2 separate regions of the Homo sapiens genome follow, and region 1 is linked to region 2. A link is a loop called in an ENCODE intact Hi-C map of the cell type or tissue named here. Cell type or tissue: HCT116. All regions are shown on one strand. Links, peaks and the distances in the headings refer to the core of each region. The heading gives the core; the rest is flanking DNA.

Region 1 (10,208 bases), core at 1,430-9,429, 230 kb before region 2:
TAGAAAGAGAAAGAAAAAATGATTAAAGACTTTCACCAGGCTGGGCACAGTGACTCAAGCCTGTAATCTCAGCATTTTAGGAGGCCAGGGCAGGTGGGTTGCTCGAGCCCAGGAGCTGGAGACCAGCCTGGGTAACATGGTGAAACCCTGTATCTAACAACAACAACAACAACAACAGCAACAAAAATCCACACGCACACATGCACACAAAAAATTTCCCAGGCATAGTGACATGCACCTGTAGTTCCAGCTACTGGAGAGGCTGCAGTGGGAGGATCACTTGGGCCCGGGAAGAAAAGGTTGCAGTGAGTCGAGATTGTGTCACCACTGACATAGTTTGGCTGTGTCCCCACCCAAATCTCATCTTGAATTATAACTCCCACAATTCCCACATGTTGTGGCAGGAACCAGTGGCAGGTGATTGAATTATGGGGACAGGTCTTTCCTGCACTGTTCTTGTGATAGTAAATGAGTCTCAAGAGATCTGATGGTTTTAAAAATGAGAGTTTCCCTGAACAAGCTCTCTCTTTGCCTGCTGCCATCATGTAAGATGTGACTCGCTCCCACTTGTCTTCCACCATGATTGTGAGGCCTCCCCAGACATGTGGAACTGTAAGTCCAATAAACCTCTTTCTTTTGTAAATTGCCCAGTCTCAGGTATGTCTTTATCAGCAGCATGAAAATTGACTCATACAGTAAATTGGTACCAGTAGAGTGGGTCACTGCTGTAGATACCAGAAAATGTGGCAGTGACTTTGGACCTGGGTAACAGGCAGGGATTGGAACAGTTTGGAGGGCTCAGAAGAAGACAGAAAAGTGTGGGAAAGTTTGGAACTTCCTAGAGACTTGTTGAATGGCTTTGCCCAAAATGCTGATAGCAATACGGACAATAAAGTCCAGACTGAGGTGGCCTCAGATGGAAATGAGGAACTTGTTGGGAACTGGAGCAAAGATGAATCTTCTTATGTTTTAGCAAAGAGACTGGCAGCATTTTGCCCCTGCTCTAGAGACTTGTGGAACTTTGAGGTTGAGAGAGATGATTTAGGGTTTCTGGCAGAAGAAATTTCTAAGGAGCAAAGCATTTGAGAGGATGCTGACCTCTCAAAGCATTTGAGAGACATGACCTGGATGTGAGAGGTGCCTTGGGTGCTGTTAAAGGCATTTAGTTTTATAAGGGAAGCAGAGCACAAAAGTTTGGAAAATTTGCAGCCTGACAATGTGATAGAAAAGAAAATCCCATTTTCTGAGGAGAAAGTCAAGCAGAAATTTGCATAAGTAAGGGGGAGACAAAAGTTAATCCCCAAGACAATGGGGAAAATGTCTCCAGAGCATGTCAGTGGTCTTCACGGCAGCCCCTCTCATCACAAGCCTGGAGGCCTAGGAGGAAGAAGTGGTTTTATGGGTCGGGCCCAGGGTCCCCATGCTGTGTGCAGCCTAGGTTCTTGGTGCCCTTTGTCCCAGCCACTCCAGCCATGGCTGAAAGGGGCCAATGTAGAGCTTGGGCTGTGGCTTCAGAGGGTGCAAACCCCAAGTCTTGGCAGCTTCCACATGGTGTTGAGTCTGCCAGTGCCCAGAAGTCAAGAATTGGGGTTTGGGAACCTCTGCCTAGATTTCAGAGGATGTATGGAAAGGCCCAGATGTCCGTGCAGAAGTTTGCTTTGGGGCAGCAAACTCATGAAGAACCTCTGCTAGGGCAGTGTGGAAGGAAAATGTGGAGTTAGGGCCCTCAGACACAGTCCCTACTAGGGCGCTACCAAGTAGAGCTGTGAGAAGAGGGCCACCATCCTTCAGACCCCAGAATGGTAGGTCCACTAAAGCTTGCACCATGCACCTGGAAAAGCTGCAGACACTTAACACCAGCCCATGAAAGCAGCCAGGAGGGATGCTGTACCCTGCAAAGCCACAGGGGCAGAGCTGCCCAAGACCATGGGAACCTACCTCTTGCATCAGCATGACCTGGATGTGAGACATGGAGTCAAAGGAGATGATTTTGATGCTTTAAGATTTGACTACCTCACTGGATTTCAGACTTGCATGGGGCCTGTAGCCCCTTTGTTTTTGCCAATTTCTCCCATTTGGAATGGCTGTATTTACCCAATGCCGATAACTCTGCTGTATCTAGTAAGTAACTAACTTGCTTTTAATTTTACAGACTCATAAGTGGAATGGACTTGCCTTGTCTCAGATGAGATGTTGGTCTGTGGACTTTTGAGTTAATGCTGAAATGAGTTAAGACTTTGGGGAACTGTTGGGAAGACATGACTGGTTTTGAAATGTGAGGACATGAGATTTGGGAGGGGCCAGGGGCAGAATGATATAGTTTGGCTGTGTCCCCACCCAAATCTCATCTGGAATCGTAACTCCCACAATTCCCATGTGTCGTGGGAGGAACCTGGTGGGAGGTGATTGAATTATGGGAGTGGGTCTTTCCTACACTGTTCTCACGATAGTGAATGAGTCTCATGAGATCTGATGGTTTTAAAAATACGAGTTTCCCAGCATAAGCTTTCTCTTTGCCTGCTGCCACCATGTAAGATGTGACTTGCTCCCTCTTGCCTTCCACCATGATTGTGAGGCCTCCCCAGCCATGTGGAATTTTGTAAGTCCAATAAACCTCTTTCTTCTGTAAATTGCTCAGTCTCAGATATGTCTTTATTAGCAGTGTAAAAATAGACTAATACAACCACACTCCAGCCTGAATGACAGCAAGATCCTAATTAAAAACAAACAAACAAAGAAAAACACCCACCTGCCACAGGTGAAAAGGGCATTATTCCACATCTCTTCACTTCACATAAATAAGAAGTGTGAGAAAAACTGAGTTTGTTTGTTATTTATCTTGGCTTTTTGATTGTTTGTATAATTTGAAGGGCACAAATCCAGGTGTCCCAACACCAATCTTTTAAACTGACAAATATAGTAGGCAATATGCATAAAAAGAAAACATTTTAACCATCATCTACTCCTGAGGTAGCCCACTTGGTTCATTATAGATGAACCTAACCAGCAGGAGTTAGGCCCCAGGAAAAGCTTCTGAATCCCAAACTCACTCAATCCTGACTTATGACTGAAAACTAACATAATCATTTAAATTATAAACCCATCATTTTGAAGACAAAATTAAGCACAATTTCTCATGATTCAATTCCTTATAAGCAGTGAGAGGTCCAAATTTCTTCACTAGATTTGCCTTTCTTATTTGTATCAGGAATAAAACCCCAATTATGTGCTAATCTCTCTTGTAAATATCTATTAGGTCCATTTGTTCTGTAGTGAAAATTAAGTCTGATGTTTCTTTGTTGATTTTCTATTTGGATGATCTGTTCAATGCTGAAAGTAGGGTGTTGAAGTCTCCAGTAATTTTTGTATTGCAGCCTATCTCTCTCTGTCGCACTAATATTTGCTTTCTATATCTGGGTGCTCCAGTGTTGGGTGCATGTATACTTAAAATTGTTATATTCTTGTTGAATGGACCTTTATTTAATGACCTTCTTTGTCTTTTTTTATAGTTTTTGTCTTAAAATCTATTTTGTCTGATTTCCACTCCTGCTATTTTTTGCTTTCCATTGGCATGGAATATCTTTTTTTCATCCCTTTATTTTCATTCCATGTGTTTCTTTATAGGCAATGTGTGTTTCTTGTGGGCAACAGATCATTGAGTCTTGCTTTTTATCCATTCAACCATTTTGTGTCTTTTGATTGGAGAGTTTAGCCCACTTACATTCAATGTTATTATTGATAAGTAAGGACTAACTTCTGCCATTTTGTTATTTGTTTTCTGGTTGTTTTTTTCTGGTTTTCTCTTCCTTTTTTCCTTTGTTCTGGTCTTCATTTTAGTGAAGGTGATTTTCTCTGGTGGTCTGTTTTAATTTCTTGCTTTTTATTTTTTGTGTATCTGTTAAAAGATTTCTTTTATTCAAAATTACCATGAAGCTTGCAAATAATATCTATAACCCTTTATTTTAAATTGATGACAACTGAACAGTAATTGCATAAAAACCGAACTCACTAAGAAGAAAAGAGAAAAACAAAAAACTCTACACTTTGATGTCATCTAACTGCTTTTTAATTCTACTTATGTGTTTTATTTCTCTTTATGTCTTATTCTACTGCCTATGTCTTGAAAAGTTGTTGTAGTTATTCTTTTTGATCAATTTATCTTTTAATCTTTCTACTCAAGATATGAGTAGTTTACACACCACAGTTACAGTGTTATGATATTCATGTATTTATTATTACCAGTGAATTTTGTACCTTCAGATGATTTCTTCTTGCTCATTAACATTTTCTTCTTTCAGATTGAAGAACTCCCTTTAGCATTTCTTGTAGGACAGGTGTGTAGTGTTGATGAAATCTCTCAGCTTTTTTTTTGTCTGGGAATGCCTTTATTTCTCCTTCATGTTTGGAGGTTATTTTCACTGGATATACTATTCTAGGATAAAAGGTCTTTTCTTTCAGTTCTTTAAATATGTTATACTACTCTCTCCTGGCCTGTAAGGTTCCCACTGAGAAGTCTGCTGTCAGGCATATGGGAAGTCCATTATATATTTACATATATATTTTTTTCTCTTGCTGCTTTTAGAATCCTTTCTTTATTCTTGACCTTTAGGAGTTTGATTATTAAATGCCTTGAGGTAGTCTTCTTCAGGTTAAGTTTGCTTGGTGTTCCATAACTTTCTTATATTCAGATATTACTATCTTTCTCTAGGTATGGGAAGTCCTCTGTTATTGTCCCTTTGAATAAACTTTCTACCCCATCCTTCTCTCTACCTCCTCTTTAAGGCCAATAACTATTAGATTTGCCCCTTTGAGGCTATTTTCTAGACCTTGTTAGGCATGCTTCATTTTTTTTTTATTCTTTTTTTGTCTCCTCTGTGTATTTTCAAATAGCTATTTTTCAGCTAATTCTTTCTTCTCCTTGATCAATTCTGATATTAAAAGAATTCTCATGCATTTAGTATGTTCATTGCAGTTTTCAACTCCAGAATTTCTATTTGATTCTTTTTAATTATTTCAATCTATTTTTTAAATTTATCTGATAGGATTCTGAATTCCTGCTGTGTGTTATCTTTAATTTCATTGAGTTTCCTATTTTGAATTTTCTGTCTGAAAGTGATTTGTCCCTGGTGCCTTTTTTAGTTCATTTGGTGAAGTCATGTTTTCCTGGAAGGTCTTGATGCTTGTGGATGTTCATCAGTTTTCTGGGAATTGAAGGGTTCGGTATTTATTGTAGACTTTGCAGTCTGGGCTTGTTTGTACCCATTCTTCTTGGTAAGGCTTTCCAGGTATTTGAAGGGACTTGGGTGTTGTGATCTAAGTTTTTGGTCACTGTAGCCATATCTGCATTAGGGGGCACCCCAAGCCCAGTAATGCTGTGGCCCTTGCAGACTCATAGAGGTACCACCTTGGTGGTCTTGTGTAAAAATCCAGAAGAATTCTCTGGATAACCAGACAGATTTGTTATTGTATCTTTCCTTACTTTCTCCAAAGTACACAGAATTTCTCTCTGTGTGTGCTGGGCTGCTTGGAGCTGGAGGAGGGATGACACAAGCACCCCTGTGACCACCACCTCTGGGAATGTGCTGCGTCAGACCTGAGGCCAGAACAGAACGGGGTCTCACCTAAGGCCCACTGTAACCAATGCCTGGCTACTGCCTATGTTTACTCAAGGCCACAGGGCTCTACAATCAGCAGGGGGTAGACTCAGCCAGTTATGTGTCATCTCCTTCAGAGCAGTGAGTTTTCCACAGTCTCAGGTGGTCTAAAGATGCTATTTGGGAGCCAGGGCCTATAGTCAGAAACCTGAGGAACCTATCTGGTGCTCTATTCTACTGCAGCTGAGCTGGCACTCAAACCACAAGACAAAGTCCTTCCCACTCTTCCTTCCCCTTTCCACAAGCAGAGCAGTCTCTCCCCATGGCTACCACTGCCTGATGTCCACAATGAGTACTGCCAGGCTGCCAATGTTCACTCAAGGACCAAGGGCTCTTCATTCAGCTTGTGGTGAATGCTCCCAGGCCTGGGACTTTCCCTTTAAGGGAGTGGGCTCCTCTCTGGCCGAGAGCAGTTTCAAAAATGCTGTCCAAGTGCCAAGGCCTGGAATTAGGGACCTCAAGATCCCACATGATACTCTACCCCACTGTAGCCAAGCTGGTGCTCAAGTTGCAAGACATCATCCCCTTACTCTTCTCTCTCCTTTCCTCAAGCAGAAGGAGTTCCTCCCTCTCTGTAGCCACCAAGCTGAGAATGTGCTGGGTCACACCTGAAGCCAGCACATTTCTGAGTGTTACCCAAGTCCCATGGCATGTACTGCCTGGGTACTGCTGCTGATTATTCAGGGCCCAAGGGCTCTTAATCAGCAGGTGATGAATCCTGCCAGAACTGGGTCCTTCACTTCAAGGCAGTGGGTTCCATTCTGGCTCAGGGTGTGTATAGAAAGGTCAACTGGGATCTAGGGCCTGGAACGGGAGCTCCAGGACTCTGCCTGGTGCCCTATCCTATGTGGCTGAGCTGATATCCAAGTTGAAATATAAAGTCCTCTTCATTCTTTCTTCTCCTCCCTTTAAGTGGAAGGAAGGCGTCTCTGCTGGAGCTGCAAGCTGGGCTGCCTGGGGTTGGCAGAAGGGTGGCCCAACCACTTCCTTGGCTGCCCTAGCTGGTGTCTCTCCAGGTCATGTGCCCCCCTGCCCCAAGTCCACTGGCCCCAAGCCCAGCACAATGCTAGGACTTGCCCAGGAATTGCAGTCCTTGTGGCTTATACTGCCTTTCAAGTTTATTTAGGATGTAAGAGCACTTTAGCCCACAGTGGCAAGGCTTGCTGGAACTCAATTTCTGTCTGCTGGCATGGATGATTTCCCTCTGGCTAGAGTTGGTCTAAATGCTCCCTCTGTGGCACCAGCTGAATTCTTATCCTGTTGCTTTCCACTGTGACAGGACAGCACTAAGTTCCAATGCAAAGTCCTACAATCACTGTTCTCTCCACCCGTGAAATGCACAGATTCTCCCTTCATGCCATGCAGCCACTGCCAGGGGAAGGCATTATCAATTCAAGGCTGTCATTCCTACCCTCTTCTGTGCCTCTTTCAGTGATATGAAGTTAAAACCAGGTACTGTGATTAGTGTCATGACTTTTGGTCCTTTTGAGGGTGATTTTTGTGTAGAGATCAGTGGAGGCTTCTATTCAGCCATCTTGCTCCATCTCCTCTCTCCCCTAACTTTTACTAGTATAAAATCATAGGTCAGATATTACAGTTTGATTTAATGATTGAATGTCTTTATATAGGCTTATTAAATTGTTAACAAATATTTAATGAACATTTGTTACATGCAAGAAACATGGCTGCAATTTATGTTTTCTCACTACCAATAAGAAAAGAGAAAGTTCATATAATTCTAATATTAATCCTAAGTATCATAGTTAATAAGATAAATATAATTAAAAATAATCCTCGAATCAATTTTTATTGCTGACTGGTCAAGTTCCTACTACCATTACTCTTGATTTTTCCCAATGATCAAGTTGCTAGTATTAGAGTCCTTTTTCTATTCTTTTATCTTGGTTCAAAATATATTCCATGATGTTTATTGTAATTATAAAATTTTAAGCTGGGAAAATCTAGAATCTTGATATCTGAAGGACTTTTGCTTTTGAGCGTGTATTAGCTCATTCTTGCACTGTTATAAATAAATACCTAAAACTGGGTAATTTATAAAGAAAAGAGATTTAATTGGCTCATAGTTCTACAGGCTGCATAGAAAGCATGACGCTGGCACCTGCTTGGGGATGCCTCAAGAAACTTACCATAATGGCAGAAAGTGAAGGAAAAGAAGGTGCATCTTACACGACCGAAGCAGGAGGAAGAGAGTAAGGGGGGAGTACCAAACACTTTTAAACAACCAGATATCATGAGAACTCTATCATGAGAACAGCACCAAAAGAGGAAATCCACCCCCATGATTCAATGACCTCCCACAAGGCCCCACCTCCAACACTGGGAACTACAACTGAACATAAAATTTGGGTGGGGACACAGATCCAAACCATATTAAGCATTTCAAAAAAGTATCAATCTTATGTTTTAAAACAATTTTAATAAATATTGTATTATGATTCTTCAAATAGTATATGCTTATGGAAAAACAAAAATGAAAAGAATTAATACAGAGAAAATTAAAAGGCTTCACCTAACCAATTCCTTTCTCTCCAATTGTATTTACTGCTAAATCTTCCATATGTACCTTCAAGAAAAATTCAATTCCTTTCTCTCCAATTATATCTACTGCTAACTCTTCCATATGTACCCTTCAAGAAAATTTCAATTCTTTTCTTTCCCGTTATATCTACTGCTAACTCTTCCATATGCACCCTTCAAGAAAGTTTCTGTGAACATACAAGCACATACATATGAGTACATATGCATACTTTATTTTCATCATGGTCACCACATAAATATCTATTTCATTAGCTGGCTTTTACAAAAAGTAGTTTACTTAACCATTCTCCTACAAATGAACATTTCTTTTCATTGTTTTGTTAAAACCAACAATACTGCAGTAAATATCCTTGTATCTTTTAATACTTGTGTAAATTCATCCATGAGATAAATTCCTAGTGGTGGATTTTCTGGGCCAAATTTTATGTGCATGTTGAAATTTGGTAGATATTGCTAAATTAGTATCTAAAAAGGTTGAAAAATTTACATTTCTGCCATGACTGTATTAAAATGTCAGTTTATCCACACTCTCATCAGTATTGTATAAAAAAGGATTCTGCACTGGTTTGACATTCTTTTTCCTCCATATATGCCTCTACATTTCTTCAGCAAAGGTTAAATAACTAAAATCAATGTTCACATGTTTGATAAGTAAATGAAAGTAACCCCGATGCTTTCCTTTAATGTTAATCTTTTAGAGAGAAAAAGTAAGGGGAGGCAGGAAAAACACCCTATTGCATTTACTATGCATAGGTCAGAAAATATTCATGGCACACAGAATGTGAAAACAAAATCTAAAAACATAAGCTTGTCTTTTGTTCCATAAATGTACTGTAATATGCACTAGTTAAAATAAAATCTGTCTTGCAGAGCACTGAATTTTTCAGCAGCAATAATTATCTCTGTTTATTTCATTTTCTACTTTGGGAAAAGCTTATGATGCATGCAGAGTATACATATGAGTTTCACAGATGTGGTCTAAATTACTCATATGCTAAGCCCTTTTATCTGGCTACTGCTGGGTCAATTGCCTAACATAGAACAGAACAGGGTGACATGAGTTTGCAAAGAATTTGAAGTTGAATTTCAGCTTACAGCCTGGTTTTGCCATCAAATACACTATTTAATGTAGTGAAGCTCTACTTAAAGTACAAGGGTTATTGTTTTCTACTTTTTATTCTGTGTTCTAGCCAAAGAAAATAAACTGAAAAAATGTTCTAGTAGACATTAAGTCCAATTAATCAAGGTAATTTACTCAACCTCACTATCTAAATAATGAAAGAATGCACACACGCACACACACACACACACACACAGTTGTTCCTACATAAAAAGAGAGGAGCAACAATAAAAGAAGCTTTAAAGTTCTTTATAAAAATGCAGTTATTGGTGTGTGGGTATTCTACACAAGAATGTTTAAGATACAAGGAAGCTTCAGAATTCAAGTAATAATTTTGTTCAAAAATTTTTCAGTGTAGTTGACATATCAATAACTAATTCTATTATTTTGGTTCTATAACTATCACATTAACTTAACTACTAAATAGCTGTACATTTCCTTATTTTATATGTGTGTGTGTGTATATATATATATATATATATATATATATATATATATATATATATATATATGTATATTACTCTGTCCCCGTGGAGCTGCATGGTACAGTCCCCTAGCTGCTTTCACAGGCTGATGTTAAGTGTCTGCAGTTTTTCCAGGCCCACGGTGTAAGCTGTTGGTGGATCTACCACTCTGGGGCCTGTAGGACAGTGGCCCTCTTCTCTTAGGTCCACTAGGCAGTGCTCCAGTGGGGACTCTGTGTGGGGGCTCCAACCCCACATTTACCTTCCACGTTGTCCTAGCAGAGGTTCTCTACAAGGGCTCTGCCCCTGCAGCAGACATCTGCCTGGACATACAGGTGTTTCCATACATCCTCTGAAATCTAGGCAGAGTTTCCCAAACCTCCATTATTGCCTTCTGCATAGCTGCAGGCC
Region 2 (10,208 bases), core at 1,380-9,379:
ATGCTGAAAGTGGGACCTTATGTGAAGTGCTTGGATCATGGGGGTGGATCCCTTTTGAATGGCTTGAGCCATCCCCTTGATGAAAAGTGAGTTGTTGTTCTGAGTTCACATGAGATCTTGTCATTTAAAAGTGTGTGGCACCTCTTCCTCTACTTTCTCTCTTGCTCCTATTCTCACCATGTGATGTGCCTGGTCCTCCTTTGCCTTCCACATGATTGTAAGCTTCCTGCGGCCTTCCCAGATGCCTCTATGCTTCCCTTACTGGCTGCAGCACCATAAGCCAATTAAGCCTCTTTAATTACCCAGTCTCAGGTATTTCTATAGCAGTGCAAGAATGGCCTAAAACATCTCACTTTATATTTTTGCTTACTTTTGCTGTCTTGTCCTGTTAATGTCTACTAAGTTCGAGTTCTTGCACTTTCATATTACGTATGTGGGGGTGTGCATTACCTGTAGTTATTTTTATTAATAATTATATTGCGGTATAGTTTATGGACAATAAAATCCAGCCATTTAAATATTTTTTTTTGAGTTTTGGTAAATGAATATAATCTTGTAACTATGCACAAAATCAAAGTATGGACTATCATAATCATTCCCAAATTTCTCTCCTATTTTTTTGTAGTGAACCCTTTCCTCCATCCCAATTTGCAGTCAATCACTGATTTGCTTTTTGGGTAGTTTTCCTTTTCTAGAATATTTTATAAAGGTGATCGCTCAGTATACAATCATCCATGTGTACTTTCTTTTAGTTTGTGTAGTATTCTTGAGATTTCATCCAAGTTATGGTGCTAGTAATTTATTCCCTTTTTTTTTTTTATTGAGATGGAGTTTTGCTCTTGTTGCCCAGGCTGGAGTGCGGTGTCACGATCTTGGCTTACCAAGACCTCCTCCTCCCAGGTTCAAGCGATTCTCTGCCTCAGCCTCCCTAGTAGCTGGGATTACAGGCATGCACCACCATGCCCAGCTAATTTTGTATTTTTAGTACAGACGTGGTTTCACCATGTTGGTCAGGCTGGTCTCGAACTCCTGACCTCAGGTGATCTGCCTGCCTCGGCCTCCCAAAGTGCTGGGATTACAGGCCTGAGTCACTGCTCCCAGCAATTTATTCCTTTTTGGTTTTTGAATCATGTTCTACTATATAAATATGTCATAATTTATTTATCCAGTCACCGATGATGAGCATGTAGATTGCTTCTAGTTTTTCACTATGATAAATAATGTTGTTAAAAGCACTTGTTATTTTCAGAAGTTTTCTTTAGCTTTGGCTTTCACCTATGTGTTTAGGTGTGGATTTCTTTGCATCTATCCTAATTTTGGTTTGTTGAGGTTTTTGGAAATACAAGCTTTCCACAGAATTTAAGGTGTTTACAGTTATTTTGTATTCAAAAAGTTTTTTATATTTTACTCTTTCTCCTCTGTTTCTAGGATTCAAATTCCATAAATGTTGGACTGTTTGATATCACCCCACAGATCTTTGATACTTTGTTTACTTTGATTCAGTCTTTTTTCTCTTAGTTCTTCAAAATGGATATTTCAATGAGTTATCTTCAAATTTACAGATTCTTTCTTCTGCTGTTATCAGATCTGTTGTTGTTCACATCTAATTTCTCATTTCAGTTATTGTATTTTTTCTTACATATATCTTCTATTTCTCTGTTAAAATTCCTTATTAGTTTATTCAGTAAATTAAATGACATTTTCATTTAATTATTTGAATATATTTATAATAGCTTCTTTGAAGTCTTTGCCAAATCCGACATCTGGAACCTTTCAGAAACTGCTATTTTTTTTCCTAAGAATGGGTTATCTTTTTCCTGTGTGTTTGCACGTCTAATCATTTTTGCCTTAATAAATTGACCTTTAAGATAAGACTTTGCAGTGATTCTGGAATCTCTTGTTATTGTGAGAACTTTCGCTTTTTTGTTGTGAACAGTAAAATCTATCTCCCTCCCCCTTTAATGACTAGTTGCTCTACCGTTCCAATTTCTGCTCTTTCACACCTCAAACGAAAGGTTTCTGCTTTCTGCTTTCTAAGCTGTGTACGGGTTGGGGAAGGCAGTGGGTCAGAGGTGCAGCAAGCCCTCAAATCCCACCAGGAGCAATTATGTTTCTCTAGTTTCTGCCTACATTTTCATCAGGCTTATGGGATATTCCCTCTGCACACGTAGTTTAGTGGTCAGCCAGAGACTTGGATAGAGTTTATAGACAGATTTTGTGGCAATCTCACTTTCAAAATTTCTCTGTTAAATTTCTAGTTGCTCTGTTTCTCTGAATTCCATCACCTGCCATCTTGAGCTGTTCAGGCTGCTGATTTCTACTTCCTGACTTGAAGGAAAGGGTGGGTTTGAGGAATGTTCTAGAAAGAAAATTACAAACTCAGAGTTCTTATCCAAGGAAATAGTATCCTTCCATGAGTACATTCTTTTCAAGAGTTTGCCTATCTCTGGTCATTTTCAGTGCCTCCAAAGAGTTGCTTTTAATAGTTTTGTCTGGTGCTTGTAATTATTCTCTGTGGAAGAGATCACCTGACCTCTTCATGCTGTCATTACCAGAAGTCCTGCCTTTCCTTGTTAGAAATATTTTGATCTAAAATTTTAACAATGGAAAGGTTTATGAGTGTGATTTCTTTTTTGAAAATTATACTATCGGCCAGGCGCGATAGCTCATACCTGTAATCCCAGCACTTTGGGATGCCGAGGCGGGTGGATCACGAGGTCAGGAGATCGAGACCATCCTGGCTAACACAGTGAAACCCCGCAGTGGCGGGCGCCTGTAATCCCAGATACTCAGGAGGCTGAGGCAGGAGAATGGCGTGAACCCGGGGCAGAGCCTGCAGTGAGCCGAGGTAGCGCCACTGCACTCCAACCTGGGGGACAGAGACAGACCCCATCTCAAAAAAAAAAAAAAAAAGAAAGAAAAAGAATATTATGCTATTTATTTATAAATACAATGTAGCCTACTTTGTCCTTTAGCATGTTGATATGTATATTAAGAATTGTATTTTTATTTTTATGTATTTTTTTTTGAGACAGAGTCTTACTCTGTTGCCTAGGCTGGAGTGCAATGGTGCGAGCTCAGCTCACTGCAACCTCCGCCTCCTAGGTTCAAGTGATTGTCCTGACTCAGTCTCCTGAGTAGCTGGGATTACAGGCGATTGCCACCATGCCCGGTTAATTTTTTGTATTTTTAGTAGAGATGGAGTTTCACCATGTTGACTAGGCTGGTCTCAAACTCTTGACCTCAGGTGATCTGCCTGCCACAGCCTCCCAAAGTGCTGGGATTACAAGCGTGAGCCACCATGCCTGGCCCGTATTTTTATTTTTATATTGTCTTTTTGTTCCATCTTTTTCTGAAATAATTTTCCTATTCATCTACATTGAAACTTTCCTGTGTCACTTTATTAAAGATAAAATAAAATAGAAAGCCATGTAGTTGGATTAGAAAAATCATCCAACCCATGAATTTGGTCTTTAGGGAGTTAAATTCATTTACACTTAGTGTTATTGTTCTTATATTTTGTTTTATTTATATTGCCTTATTCTTTGCTTTCTTGTAAGTTAGTGATGTGGTTTGGGTCTGTGTCCCCACCCAAATCTCATCTCGTAGCTCTCATAATTCCCACATGAAACATGGGGATGGGTCTTCACAGTGCTGGTCTCATGATAGTGAATAAGTCTCACAAGATCTGGTTATTTAAAAAATGGGAGTTTTCCTGCACAAGTTCTCTGTCTTTGCCTCCTGCCATCCGCATAAGATGTGACTTGCTCCTCCTTGCCTTCTGCCATGATTGTGAGGCCTCCCCAGCCATGTGGAACTGAAAGTCCATTAAACCTCTTTCTTTTGTAAATTGTCCAGTCTTGGGTATGTTTTTATCAACATCATGAAAAAGGACTAATACCATTAGTACCTTAAGTATAATATTAGACAAAAAGGGTGATAGTGGTGTGGTAGACACACCCTAGAATGCTTCCTCATGATACCCATTTTCTGAACTTTCTGTCTTTGTGTAGTCCCATTCCCTTGAGTGTGGGTCTGACCTATAACTTGTTTATAATCAATAGAATACAGCAAAGGTGATGAGATGTATATGATTAAGTATGTGAGATTGCAATGCCTTGGCTTACTAGAATTTTTTGCCTGCTTCTCTCTTTCCTTACTGGCTTTGAAAAACTAAGCTGCCTATGTTGGTAGACTCACATGAAAGAAACTGAATTTGGCCTCTAGGAGCAGAGGTGAAGCCTTCAGTCCTATATGGCTGCAAGAAATGGAATTCTGCCAACAAAAACAAATCCTTCCCCAGTCCAGCCTCTGATGAGACTGAAGCCCTGGCTAACACTTTGATTGCAAACTTGTGAGACCCTAAGCAGAGGACCCAGTATAGCCACACTGGACTTCTAACCTAAAGAAACTACAATAATAAATATGTGTTGTTTTAAGCTTTGAAGTTTATGGTTACTAACTACTAAGACATAGATAGTGAACGTAGGGGACATCCTATTTTTGTTTCTGTGTTTAATAGAAATACTGCTAGAGCTCCGCCATTAAGAATGATAAATTTGGGCCAGGAGTGGTGGCTCGTGCCTCTAATCCCAGCACTTTGGGAGGCCAAGACGGGCAGATCACTTGAGGTCAGGAGTTCGAGACCAGCCTGGCCAACATGGTGAAACCCCGTCTCTGCTATAAATACAAAAATTAGCTGAATGTGGTAGCACATGCCTTTAGTTTACTTGGGAGGCTGAGGCAGGAGAATCATTTGAACCCGGGAAGTGGAGGTTAAAATGAGCCGAGGTTGCACCAGTGCACTCTAGCCTGGGTGACAGAGTGAGACTCCATCTCAAAAAAAAAAAAAAAAAAAGGGTAAATTTGGACTGACATTGTGTTAAATAGGATGTGTGCCATAGAAAACAAAGCATTTTCCAGAACTGAAATAAAATAAATAATTTTTTTTAAAAAGGAAGACCCCAAGGTATAATGTTAATTAAAGAAAGAACAATACATATGTCTTGTGAGAGAGCATATTTTCTCTAAATGAAAATGTTTAATAGGAGCACAAAGAATTAATGATCAGGACAATCTTAAAGTTCATTTCAGCGTAAAGGTGAACTTTTAGTACAGGTGATATGTAAGGTCCATTCATACTTGAGGATTTTGTTACATCAGATATAAAACTGTTAAATTCAAGTTTAGCTTTGATTTCAGAATAGATGTTTCAATCCAACACAACTTTTTGTTCTTTGTTCCTTTAAAGAATGTATTATGAACATTGCTTTTCCCTGAGAAAACTACTAAGTTTCATTTGAATAAGAGAATATTTAGAAAATCTTACTGAATCAGAATCCCATGAACATCATATTTCAATTACAAATAACATTGAAGGAAGGTTTCAAGTCTGTTTAAAAATGTGACAAAACAAATGTTACTTTGCCACCTAGTGGTTCATCCTGATATTTAGTCTCAAAATTTTTTTTGAGTCCTTGTAAGTAATATGTAATATGTAATTTGAGTCCTTGTAAGTAATAATACACTATACCAGGAGATCTTTGCTACATTTATATTTAGGATGAAATTATTCTGGGAAAATTTACTTTATAATTTTTGCATTGTCCCTGGATAGGCACATAATATATTAAATATTATTTTTTATTAAACACTATCAAACTGGTACAATTAAAAATTCCTTTGAAATTTTTGTTCCTTTGAGCTCAAAAGATCCTTTGAAAAAATGTCTATTGCCAGTCCATTATTATTTGCACTATTAAAAAAATCTAAATTCGTTAAAAATAATTTTAGAAAAGGTGTAAAACAGCTCTGAATGTGCAAATGGAGGCAAAGCTAGCCTCTTTTGTAGTGGAGAAGGAAAGTCAATAGAACTTGTCCCAGACAGACAGAATTTGCATGTCTACAGACAATCATTTTGCATTGCTATCAGCTGTCTACAATTTACAATTGCAAAATACCTTCCATAGAATCAGATCAGATAATACTCAGCAAGTTTACAGACTTGTATGGTGTTTTGCTGAAAACCAAAAATTTTTTTGACATATTTTACAAGTTCTGTCTCCATTTTGCAGATGTCCCAATATATGGGACTACTGCATACTGTATTGTTTTATTACATATCAGGGACTAGAATCAGAAACTATAGGGCATAAAACAAGTAACATCCAGTTTCTATTTCTGTTGATTGGTAGACATGAAGTCTACAACCCGCTGTCTTTTCCCGCAGTGCCTTCGGTTTTAATGAGCTCACCTTGTGTTTCTGATGGAGACTATGAGAATCATTGGTTTGGAGCAGCAAGTGTCAATCCTAGCTGCACATTCAAATCACCTCCAGAGCTTAAATCAGGATCTTTAAGAGTGGGATTCAAGAAGTATAGTTAAAGGTATCCAAGGTAATTCTAATGTATAGCCAGGGTAATGAACTATGGACTCTAGAATAGGAGTTTGCCACCCTAGTGACACATTAGAATCATCTGGAGATGATGCTGACATCAACCTGCCTTGGAAGTGTTTCTTGTCAAAAGTTTCCTATGGGTTTTTACTTTTTAAAATTAAACTGAAAAGGAAAGATAATTGAGTTTAAAAGGAAACTTTTAAAATGTACTTAATATATTTAAAATGCATACTGTATTTAAAATGAGGAAAGCTATATAACAACCTCATCTGTCTTTTGATTAATCAATAGATGTAGGTATTCATAATCAGTTCACTGCTCTCATAGGTGAAAGGTGGGAAATAAAATAAGAATGTTGGAAGCCAAGTGAGCGGGAGAAAAGCAGATGGAAAGGCTTAGAGTGAGGGGCATTGCCTGTGAAATCCAAGTCTGGGCATAGTGCTACAGGGTGAGTCCTGGAGATTTATAATACTGAATTAAAAGCACTTGAACTGGGGAGAAGATCTACCATGAAAGTTACTTTTTGCTGAAAGGAAATGATGAAAATAGTAACAATCACCATTTATGAAGCACAAATTAAAAGAATTGTCTGTGTGATTTGAAACCATTTTGTTTCTTGATAACCATGAAACACAACGTGGTAGGTGTAGAGAACAAAATATTAAACATATAGGATCATATAGGAATGCTATCACTAGAGAATCAAGGCCTTTTAGGCCCCATCTCTGGCCACATTTATATTAATTAAGTTAATGTGATTGATAAAAAAAAATTCAAAAGCCAATTTATTAATCTGAAGTGAATTTTTTTTTGAAAAGGACCAGATTTGCTTCCATGTAACATGATCAAAGTGTTTTCTAAACTCTAGACATGGTACATGAAAAAATCAAATGATAATCAGTAGTTTCCTTAAGGAATATGGACTCTGATTAATTTAACATTTAAAACATCCAGCCGGACAGGAGCGGTGGCTCACGCCTGTAATTCCAGCACTTTGGGAGGCCGAGGCGGGCAGATCACCTGAGGTTGGGAGTTGGAGACCAGCCTGACCAACATGGAGAAACCCCATCTCTACTAAAAATACAAAATTAGCCGGGCGTGGAGGCGCATGCCTGTAATCCCAGCTACTCGGGAGGCTGAGGCAGCAGAATCGCTTGAACCCGGGAGGCGGAGTTTGTGATGAGCCGATATCGCGCATTGCACTCCAGCCTGGGCAACAAATGTGAAACTCCGTCTCAAAAAAACAAAAACAAAAACAAAACAAGAGAACATCCAGCCACATCTCCTAGTAACGGTAATTTTGGTGATGGAGTTAAACTATACATATCACTCGCTTACACTGCATCACTCTACACATCTAAGGCATGCCCAGATGCCTTAAAGAGTTTTTAAGGACCTTAACTAAACCATCTTATGGCCATCAGAGCAATGTTTCTCAACTCAAGCTGCATGTTAAAATCACCTGGGGAGCTGTTTTATTTAATTGACGTATAATTGAAGTACAAAAAACTGCACATATTTACTGTATACAATTTGATAAGTTTGGACATATGCATGCACCTGTGAAACCAGCATCACAAAAACAGTCAGGGCAATAAACATGTCTTGTCTCCCCCACCCCCTTTTGGTGGTTACGAATACTCAACATGAGATCTACCCTCTTACATTTTTCTAAGTGCATAATACAGTGTTAACTATAGGTACAGTATTGTATAGCAGATCTCTAGAACTTACTCATCTTGCATAACTGAAACTTTGTAACTATTGAACAACTCTCTATTTACCCAGCCCCAAGCCCCTGGCAACCACCATTCGGCTCTCTATTCTATGAGTCTATTTTAGAAGCACACAGTATTTGTCCTCTTGTGACTGGGTTATTTAACTTAGCATAATGTCAACCTGTTCATGTATGTTTGCATCATTGTCATATACGGCAGAATATTTTTTTTTTTTTTTTTTTTTTTTGTGATGGAGTTTCGCTCTGTTGCCCAGGTTGGAGTGCAGTGGCATGATCTCCGCTCACTGCAAGCTCCGCCTCCCGGGTTCACGCCATTCTCCTGCCTCAGCCTCCCGAGTAGCTGGGACTACAGGCGCCTGCCACCACACCCGGCTAATATTTCTGTTTATAGTAGAGACGGGGTTTCACCGTTTTAGCCAGGATGGTCTCGATCTCCTGACCTAGTGATCCGCCCGCCTCGACCTCCCAAAGTGCTTGGATTACAGGCATGCGCCACCGCGCCCGGCCCAGTATATCCTTTTTTTTAAAGCTTGAATAGTATACCAGTGTGTGTGTGTGTGTGTGTGTGTGTAAATTTTTAAAGTCTATTCATCTGTCAATGAACAGTTACTTGGGTTGCTTCCATGCTTTAGCGATTGTGAATAATGTTGCAATGAAAATAGAAGTGCAGATAATCACTTCAAGATCCTGATTCAATTCTTTTGTATACATACTGAAAAGTGGAATTGCTGAATAATATGGTAGCTCTATTTTTTATTTTTTTTGAGGACCTCAGACTGTTTTTCATAGCAGCTGCACCTCCAGAGATTCTAATTAAGTTAATTTGGGATAGGCCCCAGATATCAGCATTTTATAATTTCTCCAGGTGATTCTAATATGTCTTAGGGCTGCAAATCCCTGCCCTGAAGTTGATAGCTCTCAGCCTGACTATATAATAGATCAGTGATTCTCACAGCTAGTACCAGAAACACCTAGAGGGTTCATTGAAACATAAATTGCTAAACTGGCATTTTTAACAGTTTCCCAAGTGATAATGATGTTGTTGCTGATACTGCTGGTCCAGGAGCTGCCCTTTGAGAACTGCCCTTTTAACAATGCTAGAATCAACTTTGTCTGACTTTTCCTTTATGATCTATTTCTTTAAGCTCCCATAGCTGACTAAAACCACTTTTGAAAATTGTGGTAAAATAAACATAACAAAAATTTACCAACTCTTGTGATTCTTTGCACAAAAAGTCCACATATGCCTGTTATATGTATGTGGATTTATTCTTTTTTGAAAATATGAAGAGATTATATTCCATTATGAATTTTTGGTACTATTTTTCTAATATTGAAAGTTACTTACACATCTTGACAACACAAGGCAGTAGGGTGCAACTTTTCAAGAATGTTTTGTGAATAGGAAAAGTAAACCTGGGATTGGGGACTTGCGGCAAATGAGCCACAAGTGGATAAATCTTCTTGCAAATTGTTGTAGCTATATTTTTAAGGACATTTAATAAGAATTTCAATTGATATAAAACTTGTCATGGTTAGCAGAGTATGGCCAATTACATTATTGCTATTTTAAGCCATTTTTCCTAGTGATAAAATTATACCATTTTGTAGATGGCCTTTAAAAGAGCCTCTCTCTGTTGCCCAGGCTGGAGTGCAGTGGCATGATCTCAGTGCACTGCAACCTCCCTCTCCTGGGTTCAAGCGATTCTCCTACCTCAGCCTCCCGAGTAGCTGGGATTACAGGCACGTACCACCATGCCTAGCTAATTTTTGTATTTTTAGTAGAGATGGGTTTTGTCATGTTGGCCAGGCTGGTCTTGAACTCCTGACCTCAGGTGATCCACCCATCTCGGCCTCCCAAAGTGCTGGGATTACAGGTGTGAGCCACCATGCCTGGCCAAAAGTTTTATGCATACTTATTAAATAAAACTTAGTTTAATCCTGGACTTTGTTAACAAGCTGTTTGACCTTGAGTTGGTCATTCAACTATTTAGGTTTCATATTATTTTTACAATGATCTATGGGCTTCCTTCTATGTATATTTATTTTTAATTTTTAAAATCAGATGTTGTA

Evidence for each region. Hi-C counts contacts between places; a loop is a spot of excess contacts. Peaks named below come from ENCODE experiments on the same cell type or tissue, not always from the same donor. Only the 100,000 strongest peaks of a DNase experiment are listed, where the experiment ranks them.
Region 1: a loop joins it to region 2, with 4 times the contacts of the local background. A loop is called at or near these places in 21 of 110 quality-filtered maps.

Annotation. Positions count from the first base shown.
Region 1 is chr7:80,284,078-80,294,285 of GRCh38, reverse strand. No RefSeq gene overlaps it. Among named protein-coding and RNA genes, the nearest start is that of GNAI1, 150 kb to the right of the region's middle. In HCT116, for the core only: a CTCF peak has its summit at 5,347 (motif pointing right); no DNase peak of the experiment used is centred there; H3K4me3 peaks cover 518 bases; H3K27ac peaks cover 3,721 bases.
Region 2 is chr7:80,055,635-80,065,842 of GRCh38, reverse strand. No RefSeq gene overlaps it. Among named protein-coding and RNA genes, the nearest start is that of GNAI1, 74 kb to the left of the region's middle. In HCT116, for the core only: a CTCF peak has its summit at 5,422 (motif pointing left); DNase peaks (open chromatin) are centred at 4,371 and 5,412.